Linked DNA regions of Homo sapiens: regions 2, 3, 4, 5, 6 and 7 are each linked to region 1. Evidence: chromatin contacts called from ENCODE Hi-C or POLR2A ChIA-PET data. All regions are on one chromosome and are shown on one strand. Each heading gives the region's core, a stretch centred on a gene start or an enhancer-like site at or near the end of the contact. The rest is flanking DNA. Distances are from core to core; before and after follow the strand shown. Region 1 holds the start of MYO15B (myosin XVB). Region 2 holds the start of JPT1 (Jupiter microtubule associated homolog 1). Region 3 overlaps TEN1 (TEN1 subunit of CST complex). Region 4 holds the start of SUMO2 (small ubiquitin like modifier 2). Region 5 holds the start of NUP85 (nucleoporin 85). Region 6 holds the start of TRIM65 (tripartite motif containing 65). Region 7 holds the start of UNC13D (unc-13 homolog D).

The links. Hi-C counts contacts between places; a loop is a spot of excess contacts on that map. ChIA-PET counts read pairs that join two places held with the same protein, here RNA polymerase II (POLR2A). Pooled maps may share reads with other maps.
Region 2: a pooled map shows a loop between it and region 1 (26-fold over the local background). The contact joins the promoter of JPT1 here to the promoter of MYO15B in region 1. A Hi-C loop is called at or near these places in 9 of 50 pooled maps. POLR2A ChIA-PET finds 5 or more read pairs at or near these places in 6 of 52 experiments (A673, CD8-positive, alpha-beta memory T cell, GM10248 and 3 more).
Region 3: a pooled map shows a loop between it and region 1 (2.3-fold over the local background). The contact joins the enhancer-like site here to the promoter of MYO15B in region 1. A Hi-C loop is called at or near these places in 2 of 50 pooled maps. POLR2A ChIA-PET finds 5 or more read pairs at or near these places in 3 of 52 experiments (OCI-LY7, WTC11 and activated naive CD4-positive, alpha-beta T cell).
Region 4: a pooled map shows a loop between it and region 1 (5-fold over the local background). The contact joins the promoter of SUMO2 here to the promoter of MYO15B in region 1. A Hi-C loop is called at or near these places in 9 of 50 pooled maps. POLR2A ChIA-PET finds 5 or more read pairs at or near these places in 2 of 52 experiments (activated naive CD4-positive, alpha-beta T cell and naive thymus-derived CD8-positive, alpha-beta T cell).
Region 5: a loop to region 1 is called in a pooled map, with 9 times the contacts of the local background. The contact joins the promoter of NUP85 here to the promoter of MYO15B in region 1. A Hi-C loop is called at or near these places in 6 of 50 pooled maps.
Region 6: a pooled map shows a loop between it and region 1 (5-fold over the local background). The contact joins the promoter of TRIM65 here to the promoter of MYO15B in region 1. A Hi-C loop is called at or near these places in 7 of 50 pooled maps. POLR2A ChIA-PET finds 5 or more read pairs at or near these places in 2 of 52 experiments (GM12878 and HepG2).
Region 7: a loop to region 1 is called in a pooled map, with 5 times the contacts of the local background. The contact joins the promoter of UNC13D here to the promoter of MYO15B in region 1. A Hi-C loop is called at or near these places in 10 of 50 pooled maps. POLR2A ChIA-PET finds 5 or more read pairs at or near these places in 2 of 52 experiments (CD4-positive, alpha-beta T cell and activated naive CD4-positive, alpha-beta T cell).

Annotation. Positions count from the first base shown.
Region 1 is chr17:75,586,550-75,589,049 of GRCh38, reverse strand. It overlaps MYO15B (myosin XVB), which reads right to left and starts at 1,250. Exons shown (of 64, transcript NM_001395058.1): 1 at 1-1,250. The coding sequence starts at 992. RefSeq lists a silencer at 19-148 and enhancers at 1-600, 1,029-1,098, 601-1,434.
Region 2 is chr17:75,153,125-75,155,894 of GRCh38, reverse strand. It overlaps JPT1 (Jupiter microtubule associated homolog 1), which reads left to right and starts at 1,383. Exons shown (of 5, transcript NM_016185.4): 1 at 1,383-1,553. The coding sequence starts at 1,498. RefSeq lists an enhancer at 300-895 and a silencer at 1,548-1,787.
Region 3 is chr17:75,995,924-75,998,693 of GRCh38, reverse strand. The region is part of intron 3 of TEN1 (TEN1 subunit of CST complex); the gene reads right to left. The region is part of intron 3 of TEN1-CDK3 (TEN1-CDK3 readthrough (NMD candidate)); the gene reads right to left. LOC124904061 (a long non-coding RNA gene) reads left to right here. Exons shown (of 2, transcript XR_007065911.1): 2 at 1-22. Among named protein-coding and RNA genes, the nearest start is that of CDK3, 3.5 kb to the left of the region's middle. RefSeq lists enhancers at 1,098-1,147, 1,318-1,397. Within about 2 kb of position 1,318, at least 21 of the 41 ENCODE cell types and tissues checked have a DNase peak (open chromatin) inside an H3K27ac peak, as active enhancers do.
Region 4 is chr17:75,181,600-75,184,369 of GRCh38, reverse strand. SUMO2 (small ubiquitin like modifier 2) reads left to right here and starts at 1,411. Exons shown (of 4, transcript NM_006937.4): 1 at 1,411-1,556. The coding sequence starts at 1,536. RefSeq lists silencers at 1,112-1,341, 1,472-1,871 and an enhancer at 1,453-2,103.
Region 5 is chr17:75,204,249-75,207,018 of GRCh38, reverse strand. NUP85 (nucleoporin 85) reads right to left here and starts at 1,340. Exons shown (of 19, transcript NM_024844.5): 1 at 1,225-1,340. The coding sequence starts at 1,257. RefSeq lists enhancers at 1,329-1,508, 667-1,600, 1,601-2,535.
Region 6 is chr17:75,895,525-75,898,294 of GRCh38, reverse strand. TRIM65 (tripartite motif containing 65) reads left to right here and starts at 1,344. Exons shown (of 6, transcript NM_173547.4): 1 at 1,344-1,771. The coding sequence starts at 1,358. RefSeq lists enhancers at 210-917, 918-1,627 and silencers at 995-1,474, 1,505-2,074.
Region 7 is chr17:75,843,154-75,845,923 of GRCh38, reverse strand. It overlaps UNC13D (unc-13 homolog D), which reads left to right and starts at 1,520. Exons shown (of 32, transcript NM_199242.3): 1 at 1,520-1,703; 2 at 2,405-2,440; 3 at 2,658-2,765. The coding sequence starts at 1,587. It overlaps WBP2 (WW domain binding protein 2), which reads left to right. Exons shown (of 8, transcript NM_012478.4): 8 at 1-225. RefSeq lists enhancers at 581-670, 801-880, 1,299-2,003 and silencers at 1,111-1,270, 1,281-1,340, 2,191-2,250.

The sequences.
Region 1 (2,500 bases), core at 1-2,500:
GGGTCCTCCGGCCCCGCTCCTGCTGCGGCTCCCGCTTCGCCCTCGCCTGCCGCCGCTGGCACCTGCCCCACCGCCTTTCCGACCTGGTGGCGCGGAGCCCGGGCCGTCGAGGCCTGCATTGTTTCTGGCTCGGCGCCCCGCTGCGCCCGGTTGTCGCTCGCGTCCTTGGCCGGCCCAGTGTCCCGAGGAGCCCGCGAGCTGTCCTCGAAGGTCCTGGAGGCCATAGCTGCCCGAGAGCCCCGTCCAGGTCCGGTCCCCAGCGGACTCGAGTCGGAGTCCCCGCCGGAATGCTCGCTGGCTCCCAGGGGCCCCGTCCCCGACGACCCTTCCCGGCCCCGGGTATCTGCGTGGGGCCAGTCGCTGTCCAGGCCGTCGCTGCTTGGCTCCAGCGCTGACTCCGGCCCGGTTTTTGTCCCTTCCGAGCCCATGTCCGTAGGCTCCGGCGTGGGCCGCAGCTCCCGGGCTGTGCCGCGCTGGCTGCCGCTCTCCTGGGCCTCGCGGGTTTCGCTGTCCGGACAGGAGCTGCCTCCGTCCCCACCCGACGTGTCCCCATTGAGGCTCCTGGGCGTCCGGCGGCCCCGCCGAGCCGAGGGCCCCTTATCTTTCCGCTTCCTCCTACGGCGGCCGCCCAGCTCTTCTCCTCCGGAGAGGCTTCCCTCCTCCAGGCGCCCCCCGCGGCCGCCCCTGGGCCCGCGTCCCTGACGCTGCGCGTTGCTTTGCCTCTCCTGGGCTTTCGGGGACAGCCCAGCCCCTGGGCGTCTGCAGCCGCCGTTCCCCTCTGCAGTGGGCTTCCTGCGGCCACCAGGGGTTCCCTGGCCCCCGGCGGTGGCAGGCTCGGCCGCCGGTTTCGCCCTGTCCGCCTGCCCGCGGTCGGAACGGCGTTCCCGGCTGGGCGCGCCATCCGCGCTGGCCGACCCCGACTCCTGCTCCCCTGAGGCCGGCCTCCCGGGCCTCTCCAGGCGCTGGGGCGCTTTGCGCTGGTTCCTGCCCATGGCTGGCCCAAAGGAGACGGGCTTCCCGACGCCCAGGTCCTTTCCCCTCCCCGGGGATTTGGCCTCCCGCGGTGACCTTCTGTGCAGTGCACCACCCGGCTCTGCTCTCGCAGGGGCTACAGGCTCTACTCCCCGAGGTGCCCGCCTTACAGGACCATCAATAATGCAGAAGGCGGCGGGTCCTGACCCCCTCGGCCAACAATGGAATAGAGGCGCCCAGGAAACAGGAGACGCTACAGCTGCGGACAGGGCAACAGTGCCGCCGGGAGGCGCTGCCAGCCAGGCCAGCCTCGCACCGCGCCAGACTGAGGGGGTCCATGCTCCACTCCCACCTCAGTGCTTGCCCAGCAAGGAAGGGCCCAGAGAACCTGTCTGGACTTCTTCCTTCTGAGGGTTCCAAGGGACTGGGGCCAGGCCCACCCTGGCACACGGCAGCACTCCATGAGTCGCTAGGGTTTTTGTTCTTTTCAATTGTGGAATAAATACAATTTACCGAAAAGTACATAAAACATAAATGTACATCTTGAACTGGTGTAAAACATGCCTGTCTACCTCCTTGGAGTTGTGGAACAGAACCACACCCCATACATTCCTGATTGCCCCAATGTGTGTGTTTTTAAAATATCTATTTTTAAAACAGGTAATACATTCACATAATTCAAACATCCAAACATTACAAGATAAAAGTCTCCCATTCCTGACCCTCAGCCTATGTACTCAGTGTTCCCCTGAGGTTACCCATTTCTGTATTTCCTTGCAAAATTTTCCAGGTTGGCCGGGCGCGGTGGCTCACGCCTGTAATCCCAGCACTCTGGGAGGCCAAGGAGGGCGGATCACGAGGTCAGGAGATGGAGACCATCCTGGCTAACATGGTGAAACCCCCGTCTCTACTAAAAAATACGATAAATTAGCCGGTCGTGGTGGGGGGCGCCTGTAGTCCCAGCTACTCGGGAGGCTGAGGCAAGAGAATGGCATGAACCCAGGAGGCAGGAGAGAATGGCATGAACCCAGGAGGCAGAGCTTGCAGTGAGCTGAGATCACACCACTGCACTCCAGCCTGGGTGACAGCATTTTGTTTGTCTCAAAAACAAAGAAACAACAACAAAAACTTTCCATGCAGAGAAAAGCAAATATTATATTTTTCCCCTTTAGCACAAGTGGTAGCTTATGTAGCTCCGGGGTCTCCACTTTGCCTTTTTCACTTAACAATGTAATCTGGTGATTTCATAATAATACCATAAAAAGCCAGCCTGCCTTCCTCCCTTCTCTCCTCCCTCTCTTCCTTGCAAATAAATGCACCATGGTTGAACCAATTCCTTATTGATGGGTTTCTACATCCAAAGTGGATCCTGGCCAAGTGAGGTGGCTCATGCCTGTAATCCCAGCATTTTGGGAGGCCGAAGTGGGTGGATCACCTGATGTCAGGAGTTCGAGATCTGCCTGGCCAACATGGTGAAACCCCATCTCTACTAAAAATACAAAAATTACCTAGGTGTGGTGGCACATGC
Region 2 (2,770 bases), core at 134-2,633, 430 kb after region 1:
GAGACCAGCCTGGCCAATATGGTGAAACGCCGTCTCTACTAAAAATACAAAAATTAGTCAGGGGTGGTGGCGCACGCCTGTAGTTCCAGCTATTACGGAGGCTGAGGCAGGAGAATCGCTTGAACCTGGGAGGTGGAGGTTGCATTGAGCGCCATTGCACTCTAGCCTGGGTGACAAGAGCGAAACTCCACTTCAAAAACAAAAAAAAAAAAGAAAGGAAAAAAAGAAGGGAAGATTCTAACACAAACAAGTGGTGCGCTTCGTGCTGTTGTGGTAAGCACATAAATGCATCATCCGTGCTTTCTAGAACAGAACTTCTCACTGGCTTTTCATGAAAGCCCGGGGGGGGAGGGTGGTTAACCTAGACTGCCCAGAATACAAACTTCCAACTACCTGAAAGGTGGCTTTGCAAAGAGGAATGTGGTTCAATTATTATGGAAATATTGAGACAAGCAAAGACATCTGCCTTGAGGAAATATGCAAGACATGAGAAGGGCCTGCCCTCTTTTGCCCAAGGCTTTCCTATTATGATCTTGTAAACCATCATTCCTGAATCCTCCAAGTGTGTCTGCATTTGTCGCATGGATAGATTTACCCAGACAGGTGGAAGAGTCATGACTTAAGGGTTATAAACAGCTGCAGAGGCCTGAGCTGCTTCCATAGTCTTGGTAGCAGGGAATGAGTCCATTCCTGGTGCCAGGCATTAACCAGCCTTAGAATAGGCCCCCAAATAGGAGCGACTGTAATTTTGGTCCAGTACATGCACCACCCATTACAACTAAACAGTAACATTAAAATGTAAGGAATTTCCAGTCCTTTTAAAAGGGATCATCTTGGTGCGCTCTCTGTTGCTGACTCATTGTGCGGCTGCTTTGAGACTATTAGGTTTCTAAATGGGACACACAGTAGGTATTCAACAGATAAATGTCAACTTGTTGCAGTACTTTTCATCCTTTAAGGAGGATGCCCTTACTATCCCACCATCAGTAAAGCAAATGAGAGAACAGTAACAGTGACAAATCTCCCTTCTGCTTGCCGAGGTTGTAACTCCCCAAGAAAGAGCTTCCCCCTCTGTCAGGTAACGTTTTACAGTGACAGCCAGCACGACTTCCACCCAGCGCGAGGTAGATTCGCCTTCCGTCCAATCATCGCCGAGATTTTGGGGTGGGGGAGGGGAGAGAGTCCCAAGGCCTTCCCAGTCCAGGAAGGGGGCGGGCTTAGGCTGAGCCGTGGCCGCCACAGCCCATCGTAATGCCGCATGGTGCTTGGCACTCCAGAGAGCCAATAGGAATGAAAGAATTCATTTGAATCGGCCAATGCCGGCGGGTTAGGGGGCGGGGGTTGAAAACCCTATAAAGGCGTCGATCGGCCGGACAGGCGGCAGCGGCGGCTCCTGCAGCGGTGGTCGGCTGTTGGGTGTGGAGTTTCCCAGCGCCCCTCGGGTCCGACCCTTTGAGCGTTCTGCTCCGGCGCCAGCCTACCTCGCTCCTCGGCGCCATGACCACAACCACCACCTTCAAGGGAGTCGACCCCAACAGCAGGAATAGCTCCCGGTGAGGCGACCGGGTCGCGCCCGAGCCGCGCGGGGCTGAGGGGCTGGGAGGGCCGCTGCCGGCGGGGCCTCGCGCCGGTCGTTGCGGGTAACGAGCCCCGTGCGCTGTGCTCGCGCCGGGGCGGGTGGCGGGGTTCTGCCGTCGGCGCCGCCTTTGTGCCGCCTGGCGAGCCCTGCGCGCCGGCCCCACCCGGGTCCCTGCTGCTCTCCATTCATTCCTTCCACGGAGTCAGGGGCTGAGGAGGCCGGGGCTGGTCGCCCCTCGGAGCACGGCCGGTTTTCGTTAATCGGAACCTTCGGGGAGGGCTTCGCTTTCTCCTGTGTGCATCCCGGCTGGTGCATCCCCAGGGTGGTGGGCTTGGCCCCCCAGGTGCCCGGGGATCCTTTAGGGCCCCATGCATGGTCAGGTCCTATTGTCCCATTGATGGGCCACGCGCTCCTGTCTCTCCCCCGTGGCATGCGGTTGGTCTCGCTCTCGCGCGCAGCCATTGGATCCGGAGACCGGATCGATCAGGTCCGGCGGGCTCCTTACCCTCGCCGTGCCCCCACTCCTTATTCGGACCTACCTGACAGGTGCATGTGTGGTCGAGCGGGGCTGGTCATCGCGACCCTTCACCCCCCATTGAGGACCCAATCGTTCTTCCCCTCTTCGAAGTGCCTCCCCTCTTCCAAGTGTCTCCCCTTCCTAACAAAGGAAAGACCCCTTCTCCCCATCCCTGCGCTCATTTCTAAGGCGGGGGGCGGGGGCGGGCGCGGGGAACGAGCCAACCCGAGTGGGTTTTCTGCGCTTAAACCTTCGGACCGTGGCCTTTGCATCCTACCTTCGCTTCCTCCTTTGACGTTTGCCCAGTGAGTTCATCCCTGGCCCTGGTTCCCTTGCAGGAGGAGGTTTCTTGTTCTTGGGCGGGGCCGGAGACATCCATTGTCTCTAACGTGGTAGCGCTACCTGGGAAGCGGGGGATTTTTCTTGCCCTTCTTCCCACTGCTTTTTGGGCTTGGGGCACTGGGTACAGTGTTTGGACAGGAACCCTTTTCCAAGTCCTTGCTTAACTTACTTGGTGGAAGGGTTTGGATTCTGTGGAAGGTGTCCACATTGTCTCAGCTAATTGCACACTGTTCTTTAAGGTGGGTTACAGTTATGTCTGGGATCCTCTTCAAGGCTTGGAAGAAGCTTAAATCACTTTTTTGAGCATGTATTTTACATCGATTATGACCTGC
Region 3 (2,770 bases), core at 69-2,568, 410 kb before region 1:
ATAGATTCAATGTTCTAGGCTATTACATTGTTTTCTTTTGACGCTGTTTGAGATAAAGGCTCTGCCTGCCCTTTCCTCTAGTCTAGGTCATTTATAGCACAGCCTGAGGGCAGAATTCAGGGTGTCATCCTGCCTAGCTGTCTATACAGGCTACCCTTAGGCAATGAACTCATTTGAAACATGAGGTTGCCTGTGTGTCTCAGCTTCTGTTAGCCCCAGTGCTGACACAGGTCAGAGAGGAATCGGGGCGTGGCGCGGTGGCTCCCAACACTGTAATCCCAACACTTTGGGAGGGCAAGACAAGCAGATCACTTGAGGCCAGGAGCTCAAGACCAGCCTGGCCAACAAGCGAAAACCCTGTCTCTACTAAAAATACAAAAGTTACCCAGGCCCGACTACTTGGGAGGCTGAGGCACGAGAATCACTTGAACCGGGGAGGTGGATGTCGCAGTGAGCCAAGATTGCGCCACTGCACTCCAGCCTGGGAAACAGAATGAGACTCTGTCTCAAAAAAAAAAAAAAAAGGAAAAAAAAAGGAAAAAGGCCAGGCGCAGTGGCTCACATCTGTAATCCCAGCACTCTGGGAGGCTGACGCAGGCGGATCACCTGAGGTCAGGAGCTGAAGACCAGCCTGGCCAACATGGTGAAACCCTGTCTCTACTAAAAAGACAAAAATTAGCTGGGTGTGGTGGCGGGCACCTGTAATCCCAGCTACTAGGGAGGCTGAGGCAGAATCGCTTGAACCCAGGAAGCAGAGGTTGCAGTAAGCAGAGATCGTGCCACTGCACTCCCAGCCTGGGTGACAGAGCGAGACTCCATCTCAGGAAAAAAAAAAAAAGATTAAGAACCTGGAGCAAAGAAGAAGGGCCTGGGTTATAAAAAGCAGTCAGAATGCAGTGGGGTGAGGCCTGGGAAGAGGAAGGGGTTATACGGAGCACAGATGTTCTTTTAGGAGGTTTGTCTGCAAAGGGAGGGAAGGTCATGGGCAGGTAGGTCAGACTCTAGTGTAGAAGATGACTTCTTGTCATTGAGACTATTATTTCCATATAGAGGAGGCTTGAACACCTTATATGTGGACAGGGAAGAACTGTGGTAACCCCTTAGGTAGGAGGGACCCCGCTTCCTCTTAGACTAGAGGAAGGAGCTAACGGTGGCCGTTTCAGTGTCTGATGGTCGGTGGCCGTTTCAGTGTCTGATGGTAGGAGGAAGAACGGCTGCCTGTGGCCTCGATTCTAGCTGGCTCATAAAGCAATAAGCCGGGAGGGACAGGGGAGGAGAGGAAGTGGGTTCTTGTGAGGCAGGGGAATTTCTGGACTAGCTGTGGTGGCGCCGGGGAGGGGGGTGTGGCCAGGACACAGGAAGGATTTCTAGGCAGAGCAGGGGAATGCCAGTGAGCCCCTGAAATCATTGAGCTCCAAATCCTTGGAGTTCTGTGATCTTTCTGCACTCAACAGTTGGCAGAACCAGGAGGGTGGAGGCTGGGGTCTTGGGGCAGGAGTGAAGCTGCCAGGAAAGTGGCTGAAATGGTAGTGAGGCCCAACGGGGAAGAGAGATGGGGGAGAAAGCCCGGGAGTCCTGAGTCCACAGGTCCTGATAGGGCAAGAGGGACGCAGCAGAAGTAGAAGGGAGAGTGGATGGCATGCAATTTCAGGAAAACAAGTCCAAGGTGCAGCAGCAGGCGTGGGAGGTGGAATTGGGGCAGAGGTGCACAGTGGTGGAACTGGTTGGCAGCAGGGAGACAGGGAGGGATGTGTGATGCTGACACACCCGAGGAGCCGGGGAAACTCCGGCCCTGCTCCAGACTCTGTGGGTGTGTGGTTTGGGGAGAAAGGTTTGGGCAAGTCCCAGAGCTGTAAGGATGCTCGAAGAGGGAGGTGCACAGGGGACACACAGGAAGGTTTCCCTCCCTCCCTTTCTCTTCTCTTTTCTCTTTCTTTTCTTTTCTTTCTTTTTCTTTCTTTCTCTCTCTCTTTTTTTTTTTTTTTTTGACAGGGTCTCACTCTGTCACCCAGGCTGCAGTACAGTGGTACAGTCTCAGCTCACTGCAATCTCTGCCTCCCTGGCTCAAGTGATCCTCCCACCTCAGCCTCCCCAGTAGCTGGGACTACAGGCATGTGTGCAACAACGCACCCTGCTAATTTTTGCATTTTTTGTAGAGACGGGGTTTCACCATGTTACCCAGGCTGGTTATTATTATTATTTTTTTTTGAGATGGAGTTTTGCTCTTGTCACCCAGGCTGGAGTGCAATGGTGTGATCTCAGCTCACTGCAACCTCCGCCTCCCAGTTTCAAGCGATTCTCCTGCCTTGGCCTCCTGAATAGCTGGGATTACAGGCATGTGCCACCACGCTCAGCTAATTTCGTATTTTTTGTAGAGACAGGGTTTCACCATGTTGGTCAGGCCGGTCTCGAACTCCTGACCTCAAGTGATCCACCCACCTCGGCCTCCCAAAGTGCTGGGATTACAGGCGTGAGCCACCACACCCGGCCGTCCAGGCTGGTCTTGAACTCCTGGACTCAAGTAATCCACCAGCCTCAGCCTCCCAAAAGTTCTGAGATTACAGGCATGAGCCACTGTGCCCAGCCTCTTTTCTTTTTCTTTAGAAACAGGGTCTCATTTTGTCACCCAGGTTGGAGTGCAGTGGCATGATCATAGCTCACTGCAGCATCGAACTCCTGCCTCAAGCCATCCTCCTGCCTCAGCCTCCCAAGTAGCTGGGACTACAAGCACAAGCCACCACACCCCACTAATATTTTCATTTTTGTAGAG
Region 4 (2,770 bases), core at 162-2,661, 400 kb after region 1:
AGAACAAAGGACAGGCTAGAGATGAGAGGAAAACCTACCTCCTGCAAAGTTCAAGAGGAGTGACAAACTGAGAAGCATACTGGATTCAGCAAAGAAGTCTGCGGTGACCTTGTGGAGAGCAGTTTTAGTGGAACTTTGGGGACAGCACCAGATTGCAGTGGGTTGAGGAGTGAGTGGGAGGGGAGGGGTTGGAGACAGCTGGCGGGGACATTTTTTCGAGCTGTTTGGCCAAGAATGGAGAGAGATAGGATGGTAACTTCATAGAATTGGGAGCTTTTTTTTTTTTTTCTATACTAACGGAGGAGAGGAAGAAAATTCAGGGACAAAAGGAAATAATAAAGCCCCGGGGGAAGAAGCGAGATGGAATCCAGTGCACACACATCGGATTGTTCTTCAGACAGGAGGGACGCATGTGTATGTTTTAACTGGATGCAACGAGGAAAGGATTAAATTGGCTGGAAGCTTGATTGTTGGGTAGTTCTCGCTTATGGATACTGTTTCCTCTTGGAAGACAGGCGATGAGTAAGGATCTCGTTGAATGAATACATGAATATTTTCCCGTAGCTAGTCAAAGTCTAGGGTTACCAGCAGGACAGAAGAAGACACTGTAGGCCGGGCGCGGTGGCTCACGCCTGTAATCCCAGCACTTTGGGAGGCCGAGGCGGGCGGATCACGAGGTCAGGAGATCGAGACCATCCTGGCTAACACGGTGAAACCCCGTCTCTACGAAAAATTAGCCGGGCGTTGTGGCGGGTACCTGTAGTCTCAGCTACTCGGGAGGCTGAGGCAGGAGAATCACTTGAACCCGGGAGGCAGAGGTTGCTGTGAGCCGAGATCGTGCCACTGCACTCCAGCCTGGGCGACTGAGCGAGACTCCGTCTCAAAAAAAAGAAGAAGAAGAAGAAGAAGAAGACACTGCATTTTAGGCAAGAGTCCGGTGGGAAGCAGGTTGAGATTGACTGAGAGGAAGTAACCATGGGAGGGCTGCTGGTCCACTGAATGAGAGAGATTTTTCCAGAACCTCATGCTGGGGCTTTGATTTAGGAATCCCCTTCCTCCTCTAGTAAGTCTGCCTTCCCTGGCCTATGGCTTACGTCTAAAGCCTCGAGCCTCATCGTTCCCACCGAGGACCAGCTGGAAGCCATTTTGATTATGCTCCACCACGAAGGAGGACAATACAGCCCCGCCCAGAGCCAGGCGCGCCCCCGCGGCGGGCCGGGTGCGCGTGTCCGCGCCTCTTCCCGCCGGCCGGGCGGGCGCCTGGCCCAGGACGCGGTGGCGTGGGACGGGGGGTGGGGGTGGTTATGTAAGCGTTGCGCGCTCCCGCGAGGCGCCAGCCAATGGGAGGCTTCGGCTACTCGTGCTCGCGCACGCAGGGTGGGGGGAGGGAGCGCACGACGTGCGCGCACCCTCTCCCCTCGTCCACCGCTGCCGCCTCCTTCTTCTGCCGCTCCTGGTGCTGCTTGTGTGCTCGTTTGGTGCGGACCTGGTACCTCTTTTGTGAAGCGGCAGCTGAGGAGACTCCGGCGCTCGCCATGGCCGACGAAAAGCCCAAGGTGAGCTCGCCGCCGGCCCCTTCGCCTCGCCGCGCGGTGGGGGTCATGGCGCGGGCCGGGGTCCGGCCAGAGCCCGCCGCTGGCTCCCAGCGCTTTCCCGGGCCCCCCACGGGGCCGGCCGCGGCTCAGGCCCGGGCGCTCCGCGCCATTTTCCTCCCTCCCTCTCTTCCTCCCTCCCGCGCCGAAGGAGGCCCCGCCGCTCTCTCCCGCCCCCGGCGGCCTCCGAGTGCGCGCCGGGCGCGAGTTGGGCGGGCAGAAAGCGGACGCCCGCGGACCCACCAGCCCCGAACGGGGATTCTTGGCCCAGCCGGCCGGCGCGCGTGAGGAGGGGCGTTAGGGCGCGCGGGGTCTCCACCTTCTGTCGACCCCGCGTCGGGTGTTGCAGTCTCCGAGGCGGCGAGGAGTCCTCTGGGCTCGGGCTTCACCTCTCGGGTAGGAACCGCGGGCATCTGGGGACCCCTGCCTGGGGCCGCGGCGGCGGGGCGAGGGTTCGGGGCGAATCAATGGGCTGCGGACGGGCAGGAACCTGGATGCCCGCGGGCCGCCGTCCTGGGCCTGGGGGTAGGGGGATTCCCGTGGAGTATTTCCCACTTTAATAGCCTCAGGGGCCCGAAGGGGGAGGGGCAGCGGCTTTTCCCTGGGTGCCAACGAACCCCTAATCCGCGAACACCATGTGGTTTCATGAAGTTGGAGGCACAGGTACGAGCAGAGAGACTTTGTGCGGCTTAACTTTTGAACGCGGCTTTTGAGGCACCCGGAGACTTCCCGGGAGGACTTGGGGACACCCATCATCGGGGCACACGGGACTTGCTGCTTTTAGTTTGGTGGCACCCCCCGCCTCCCGCGCCTTTACTTTCTGGAGCGTTTTAGGGCTACAGAATTGCTTCTGCACTCGATTTTGGACAACTTTAGGTTGGGTCGAAATCTACAAGAAACAAATCAGGATAAAACTGTGTATTTGACCCATGACAACAAAGGGGGGGAGGGGAGAATAAGTGCTCTTAACCGAAAATAAAAATGAAGCTGCTAATAGAGGAGAACGTTAACTGTGGTCCTGACTGAGTATTACCGCTGTTCCGGGGGGAATCGGGATATTCTTCGATTGTTTTTTTTGTTTGTGTGTTTCCTTTAATGGAGATTGGATTTAGGTTATTAAACTGAGTTTGGTAACTTTTTAATGACAACGGTAATGAGTTTTGAATGGCAGGCTGTAG
Region 5 (2,770 bases), core at 91-2,590, 380 kb after region 1:
AGACCAGAAATCGGCCGGGTGCGGTGGCTCACGCCTGTAATCCCAGCACTTTGGGAGGCCGAGGTGGGCGGATCACGAGGTCAGGAGATTGAGACCATCCTGGCCAACACGGTGAAACCCCGTCTCTACTAAAAATACAAAAAAGTACAAAAAATTAGCCGGGCGTGGTGGCGGGCACCTGTAGTCCCAGCTACTCAGGAGGCTGAGGCAGGAGAATGGTGTGAACCCGGGAGGCGGAGGTTACAGTGAGCCGAGACCGCGCCACTGCACTCCAGCCTGGGAGACAGAGCGAGACTCCGTCTAAAAAATAACAGTAATAATAACCATAATCCCTCTACCTACCCTGAGATGAATGCATACATAAAATTTTCCTCTGCTCCCTCTTTTCACAGGTAAAATGCAGATTTACTGAGGCTAATCACCGACTCACAAGAATGTAATCATTTGCCTCCTCACTGCCTAACCTCCCTTTTTTGCCCCTCCTGCTAGCTCCTTCCTCTTTAACTAGTGATGTTCCCAAAACCATCTTTGGAAAAAGCACAGGTCTCAGATCCTCCTGTGACCTGTGCTTTTTCCCGGTTGGATCCTCAACCTTAGCTAATTAAACCTTTATCGGTTGAGACCTGCCTCAGTCACTTCTGGTTAACAAGAGGGAAAACAAGAGCAATCCAACTAGCAGAAACGGTAGGTATCTCGTACATAAAGCGCGTGAATTTTTTTTATACACATCACAGATCATCCACAGTTGACATACTGTCTTCAAAGTTCAAATGGAATTGAATGCACAGCGATAAAACAGGAATAGTCTCCTGAGATAATACGTTGAATAAACCTTAGGCCACACAGGCAGAAGCTCAATGTGCCGCGATGCAGAGCTTAATACGGCTGGAATAAAAATATAAATTCCTCTGCTTGGGCTGAACCCACTCTAATGCCCAAGAGGAAAAGCAAGGGAAGTAAAAAGGCCAGGAACACAAAGGAAGGAAAGGGACGGAGTGGGACCTTCGAGGCCGGGGTTTGTGACTGGTGGCAGAAACCCCGCGACCACTGCGACCCTAGGGCGGGCACCTCGTTAACACTGCGACCTCCGGAAAAGTGGCAACTGAGTCGAGGGAAGGGGACGAGCGCCTCGCGACCACTAGGGAAGCAGACAAGCCTGAAGTAACTAAGCAGACGCAGTTCTCAACCCGCAAGGACGAGCAAGCCTGTTCGGGGTACCCTTACAGTGACTGTTGGCTCGCCATCGAGCTCCTCCATAGCGCCGAACCCCAGGCTCCTAGAAGTCGCTCGGACGCCAATGCTTCCCGCTCAGGCCTCCCGCTCAGAGCTGGCTGCGAGACAAGACTCCGCCTGGGCGTCTCCTGCAGCGCCTGCAAGCCCAAACCCTCAGTGCTGCGGCGCTGTCTCCTCTCAGCCACGGCCACCCCTCTGCGGTCCTCTGCACGCGTCCTTCCTTCCTGGCGTCGACAGCAAATCAGGGAAAACAGCGCCGAGGACTGACTGCACTCAGAGTACCGCGCTAACAGGATCAGGCGGCGCCGGGGACACCCTGGTGCCGAGCGGAGAAAAGGCCCCCGGAGACGGCGGGAGGGGCAGGAGGACCCCGGGGCTGGAGACGGTGCGAATGCGCGTGCGTAGGCTGGGGCGGCGGCACTTGGGTGGGAACTCGTGCGGGATTTAGGTCCCAGTAAGCGTACAACGTCTCCCAACTCTGGGAGTCCTCGCTACATCCCGGTCTCCACCTTAGTGTCGTCGCAGCCACTTGTCCAAACCCCGACAGTCAAACGGGCTTGTGCTGGAAAGCAATCGCCTCCACTTCCACACTAGAACACACACAAGAGGCACGGGAACAAAATCGATACCCCTGAAGGCCCGGCGCTGTGGCTCAAGCCTCTAATCCCAACACTTTGGCAGCCCAAGGTGGGTGGATCACTGGAGTTCAGGAGTTCAAGACCAGTCTGGCCAATATGATGAAACCTCGTCTCTACTAAAAATATAAAAAATTAGACGGGCGTGGTGGCGGACACCTGTAATTCCAGCTACTCGGAAGGCTGAGGCAAGAGAATTGTTCCAACCCGGGAGGTGGAGGTTGCATTGAGCCAAGATCGCACCACTGCACTCCAGCCTGGGAGACAGAGCGAGACTCCGTCTCAAAAAAAAAAAAAAAAATTAGCTGTGCTTGGTAGCGCGCGCCTGTAATCCCAGCACTCCGGGACGCCGAGGTGGTTGGATCACCTGAGGTCAGGAGTTCAAGACCAGCCTGGACAACATGGCGAAACCCCGTCTCTACTGAAAATACAAAAATTAGCCGGGAGTGGTGGCGGACACCTGTAATCCCAGCTACTCGTAAGGCTGAGGCAGGAGAATTGTTCCAACCCGGGAGGCGGAGGTTGCAGTGAGCCAAGATCGCGCCACTGCACTCCATCCTGGGCGACAGACGGAGACTCCGTCTCAAAAAAAAAAAAATTATTTTGCTGAGTCTCAAAAAAAAATTATTTTGCTCTTTTTCTCTTAATAAGTTTCCGTTATACCTCAAGTTGGAGTTATCGCCTGTGTAATTGAAAACTTTTCCAGAGTTAAATACAGTTTGAGAGTTAACCACTCTAGAGAGAGGAAGGGGAAAAGAGAGGGGAAGGAGCCACACTCTTTTAGAGAGAGGGGAGGAGAGGAAAGAGAAAAATAAGTTGTAAGATAATTGTTTCATTTTTCCAACCGTTTTCCATTAGGATTAACTGAAAAAGAAGGATACATAAACTACTTCATCAAAACC
Region 6 (2,770 bases), core at 95-2,594, 310 kb before region 1:
CTCCCCGAAAAAGTGGAGCAGAGCAGCTGGGCTCAGGAAGGAGCATTTATTGAGCACTGGCTCTGTGCCTCAGGGGGGTCCCACCGGCCCCTGGAGAGAGAGTGCCTGCCCGAGCACTGACCCTCTGCACAGGCTCCAGCCCCCACCCCATGCTTGGGAGGAGAAGCCACATTAGGTAGGCAACAGCGTGTCTCAAGAGACCTGCTCAGGGTCAGAAAACCCATGGAGTCTTGCGGCTGGATGGTTAGGTGTTTTGTTTCTCCCTTACCAAAAGCAGAAGTCTGGCTAACTAGTAGGTGGAGGGTAGATCCGTGCACTTTGTCCAGAAAGAAACTTCGTCTATGGCCGCACAGAGGACGCAGTGCTTGCTGCAGCAGTGAGAGCTCGTGCCGCCTCAACATCAGCCCAGCTTGGTTAGAAAGGCCGTACTCTCCTGGGGTTCCCCCTGGCCTGATACACACTGTCAGGTAGGTGGGCGCTAGGCCCCAGACCCGCCTTGCCTGCTCAGCTTCAGGGGAAATGCTGGAGTGCCTGTAAATACTGAGGCTGCAGATCAGCTTGGACCCCAGGCAAGGAACTCTCCCCAGCGGAGGGCAGCAGGAAGAGGGGATGCTGATTGCAGATGAAAGCTGGTTTGTGTATTCATTCAGGGCCATTTGAAAAATACCAGTTAACTGGTCCCTGTCTCTTGGTGACCAGACATTTCCATCTCGCTGTTTACTTTAAAAGAACCAAAATTACGTGTAGCCCAGAGAAGGGAGACACCCCAGTCTGGCAAGTGTCCGAAACCCAGCTCCAGGAAAAAGTGCAGCAGTGCTCGGGTCTGCAGGGAGCCCGCCAGCCCGTTTCATCGCCAAGCCCCGGGGGATTGTTGGGGGTGGGGGTCTATGCTGTTAGGCGACTGGCAGATGAGTCCAGAAGAGGTTCCGCGCGGCCCGTGGTCAGAAGCCCGGAGTCCTGGCGGGGTTTTCGAGCCTCTGGTCTCCAGGACCTGGGCTGAAGGCCCAGGGGGGTGGGATGGACCCGCCAGGCTGGGACCCTAGAGAGCCGAACTCAGCTCTCAGCCGGGGTGGCGTGGACCCTAACGGAGGGAGGGGCGCAAGGCGGGAACGCGGAACCTTCGAGCGGGCCAGGCCGAGGTGGGCAGGGGTGGCCTAGGCCCCTGCGGCGGTCGCTCGTCGAGGGTGTCAGAGAAGGGCCTGCCGCCCCCCTCCGCCTTCCCGGGCGCGGATCTCGCCCCGCCCCGCCCGGATCTCGCCCCGCCCCGCGTTAGCCACGCCCAGGCGCCCTCAGCGCGCGAGGCCCGCGGTCCCTTTAAGACGCCCGGGGCCCGCCTGGCTCTCGCCGCCGCCGGGCCATGGCCGCGCAGCTGCTGGAGGAGAAGCTGACCTGCGCCATCTGCCTGGGGCTCTACCAGGACCCAGTGACGCTGCCCTGCGGCCACAACTTCTGCGGGGCCTGCATCCGGGACTGGTGGGACCGCTGCGGAAAGGCGTGCCCCGAGTGCCGGGAGCCCTTTCCCGACGGCGCCGAGCTGCGCCGCAACGTGGCCCTCAGCGGCGTGCTGGAGGTGGTGCGCGCCGGGCCCGCCCGGGATCCCGGCCCCGATCCCGGCCCCGGCCCCGACCCTGCCGCGCGCTGCCCCCGCCACGGGCGGCCGCTGGAGCTCTTCTGCCGGACCGAGGGCCGCTGTGTGTGCAGCGTGTGCACCGTGCGCGAGTGTCGCCTCCACGAGCGGGCGCTGCTGGATGCCGAGCGCCTCAAGCGCGAGGTGACGCATCCGCCGGGAGCGGGAGGGGTCCGGACCCGCCGCAGCCTGGCCACCGCCGGGTGACTCCTGCGGGCCGCGCCCTGCTCTCTCGGGCACCCGGCGGGGGCGGGGAGCCTCATCTGTAAGGGGCTTCTCCCAACCTGGGAGCTGATTATAAAAGTCGTGGGTCTGCCAGGCGCAGTGGCTCACGACTGTAATCCCAGCACTTTGGGAGGCCGAGGCGGGCGGATCACGAGGTCAGGAGATCGAGACCATCCTGGCTAACACGGTGAAACCCGGTCTCTACTAAAAATACAAAAAGTTAGCCGGGCGTGGTGGCGGGCGCCTGTAGTCCCATCTACTCGGGAGGCTGAGGCAGGAGAATGGCGTGAACCCGGGAAGTGGAGCTTGCAGTAAGCCGAGATCGTGCCACTGCACTCCAGTCTGGGCGACAGAGCGAGACTCCGTCTCAGAAAATAAACAAACAAAAAATCGTGGGTCTGTGCATCAGACTGGGATATGCAGCCCGGCCAGTGACACAGGGTGGGTCTCAGAAGCTGCTCGGTGCCCTCTGGATGAACAAAGCCTGGGCGTGAGGCAGCAGCTCCCTGCTCCGTGCCCAAGCGCTAGAGAACCGTCGTGTGTCTCCTGCGCTCCGAGAGCCTCCTTTCATTCGCTGTGCGGGGTTGTGGAGGGCGAGGGGGCTATGGGGGCTGTTGGTAAATGGATCAGACGAGCTCCCTGCCCTTAAGAGACTTAGAATCCACTTAAGAAGTCAGTGTTCCAGTAAGGCGTGAATGTATTATTACAAAATGCAGTGAGGAAAGCACATGGCATGTGATAGAGGGGTTGGGGTGACCCTGCTAAACGGGCCAGGAGGAGGAAGGGGAGGCCGCCTTCAGGCTGGCATGTGAGGATTGAGGAAGCGCAAGCCAGGAGAAAGACCTGGGGAAGAGCATTCTAGGCAGAGGAATCAGCCTGGTCCCGTCTCTGGGATGGGAAAGAACTGGGCACGCGGGG
Region 7 (2,770 bases), core at 271-2,770, 260 kb before region 1:
AGCCCCCCAGCCTGCTTCTTCCCCTTAAGCTTTGTGCCCCTGGATGCGCTAACATTCACTCTTGTTTGTCCCTGGACTGGCCATGAAGTGAGGAGATGGTTATTTAAAGAGAATTCCCTATTTATTTGACAAAAAATCCAGTTAATATATTAATGTGAAATAAACCCTGTTTGCACCTCGATTTGTTTGCTGAAAATGTGAAATAGTAAAAATGAAATAACTGGACCCTTTCTGGCTCTGCGTGTGGTGACCCGGGGGTCTCTTCCGGAAGGAGAGCCGTCTGGCCGCTGAGGGCCCTGGAGACTTCTGGGACGGTTCCCTCCCATGGGAGGATCCCCATTCTCACGGCCCAGCCAGCCTGTCTGGTCCCCAAGACAGCTCTGGCCTCTGGAGCTGGTTCTTAACGGTTGTCGCTCAGCAGCTGTGTCCCTCCCCCACTGAGTCCCCAGGGCCTGGCTGGGACAGAGGTGGATGTGGCCCAGAGTTGGCCTTGAAGGGAGGAGTTGGGGCTGCCACCTTGTCCCCTGCTGGCTCCTCGAGGAATGGCAGCCCTGGCCTAAGTCCTGGTTGCTGGAGGGAGGAGGCCGAGTCAGCCCTGGAGCACGTCAGGACCTGTGACAGGGACACTGAGGTAGCCAAGCCGGCTTGCCACCACCCACGTCACGTGCCCTGCTGTGAACTTGAAGGGACAGGAGGGTGGGAAATGGCCAAAGGCCGTGACCAGGCCCACACGCCCGCAAGTCCCCCAGCCCAGCACTGGGCACAGGGTGGGCAGGCCACAGAGCTCTAGGAAAGCCCCATGCTGAGGCGCATTTTCCTGTCCCCCGGGAGCCAAGTCTGTCCTCAGGAGAGATCGGGCAGCAGCCCCTCTGCCTCCTCCTCCTGGCCAGCCTGGCCCAGAGCTCTCTGGGACTTGGCTAAGCCCCCTTCAAGGGTGTCTGAAGGGAGCACTGTCCTGACTGCCAAGGTGGGGGCAGGGGCACAGGGCTGTCCCTGCCCAGCACAGCTTGGCCCCGTCATCTCCAAGGAATGTCACCTGTGGGGCCAGGCAGGCTGAGCAACTGGCTGTCCTCCAGGGAGACGCCTCTTGGGAGCCCCCACCCTGGGCGCCACCACACCCCACCCCACCCCGCCCCGCCCCACGTCTGGACGCACTCGAGGAAGTGGGGTGAGAACCCCCCCGGGCCCAGGTCAGCTTCTCTCAGGGTTCAGCCCAGCCTGGGCACAGCACATGGATGGGGCAGGATGCTGCCCGCCTGTTCTGGGCCCCCCCGCCCCCTGCTGAGAGCGTTGTCCCCTTCCCAGGGCCTCTGTAGGAGGGTGGGGCGGGGCCAGGCCTGCCCACGGGGTCCACCTTCTGCTCCAGCCAGAGGAGGGTCCTGTAGGGATCCCAGCTGGGGAAGGTGCAGGGGGCCTGGGAGACTGCCTCTCCGAAGCGGTGAAACCCTCACCCTTCCGTCCCTCCCAGCCACCCTCCCTAAAACTTCCCCTGACAGAGGGTGGCAGCCCCAGGCTCTTTGCATAATCCTGTGGCTTCGCTGTCTTCACCCAGCACCAGCGGACAGGGAAGGGCAGAGAAGGCCACCATGGCGACACTCCTCTCCCATCCGCAGCAGCGCCCTCCCTTCTTGCGCCAGGCCATCAAGATAAGGCGCCGCAGAGTCAGAGATCTACAGGATCCCCCGCCCCAAATGGCCCCGGAGGTAGGAGTGACCTCACTGGGGAGAGAGCTGGCCTTGGGGAGCACTGTGGTCTCGGGTACGGGTGCCCTGCTGTCTGGCCCCACCTCTCGAAGGCTGGGACTGGGGACCAGCGACCCTCCCCTGCCTACTCCACCCTGGGGAGAGCCCCCTGGGCCAGCAGAGCAGGGGCTGCCAGATGGACTCTGGGCCACTGTGGGCCTCAGGCCCTGTGGTCTGAGGCTCTCAGAACCCCTCCCTCCCGGTTGGCCTGACCCCATCCCCTACTCCTCCAGCTTCAGAAGAGCCGACTCCATTAGGTGGGGGTGTCCCTGCTGTGGGGTGAGCTGTTCGGGGAGCAGCAGACCCCCAGGCCGACGTGGCACCCCCCTCACCTCCGCTGCCGAGCCTCACTTCCGCTGCTGGGTGAGGAGCAGCCGCCACTGATAAGCAGAGCTGTTTCCTCTGGGGAAGGGAGGGAGGTGGGGTGCGGGTGCGGAGGGCTCGCGCTGCTGGGCACCCATGGACCTCAGCCACGGCGGGCCCAGGGACGGACCTCCAGGAGGCCTGCTGGGGGAACAGGTGCGGGGCATCACTGGGGCTGGAGGCCGGGGTGCTGGGGCCCCCATACCCTTGGCCTGGATCAGGCCTCAGAGGAGCCATTCCTGTCCATCTGAGCCTGCTCTGGGCCTCCCGGGACACTGCCTTTCCACCTTGCTCTGCAGATCCAGCCTCCATCCCACCACTTCTCCCCCGAGCAGGTAAGAGTCAGAGTGCTGGGGTGCAGAGAGGTGGGGAGGGCGGCTGTGTGTCCTCCTGCCGGCCGACGCTGATGGCAGCAAGCAACTTGCGGTGGGGAGGGGACTCCTGGGTCTCAACTCCCTCCGCTGCACAAGCCGCCCTTGTCCTGCCCATGGCGAGAGGTGTTGGTGCCAGGGGTGGCTGGTGGGGTCCCCAAGGTGACCCCGTGTGTCTTAGCGGGCCCTGCTCTACGAGGACGCACTCTACACTGTCTTGCACCGCCTGGGTCATCCTGAGCCCAACCATGTGACGGAGGCCTCTGAGCTGCTGCGATACCTGCAGGAGGTGAG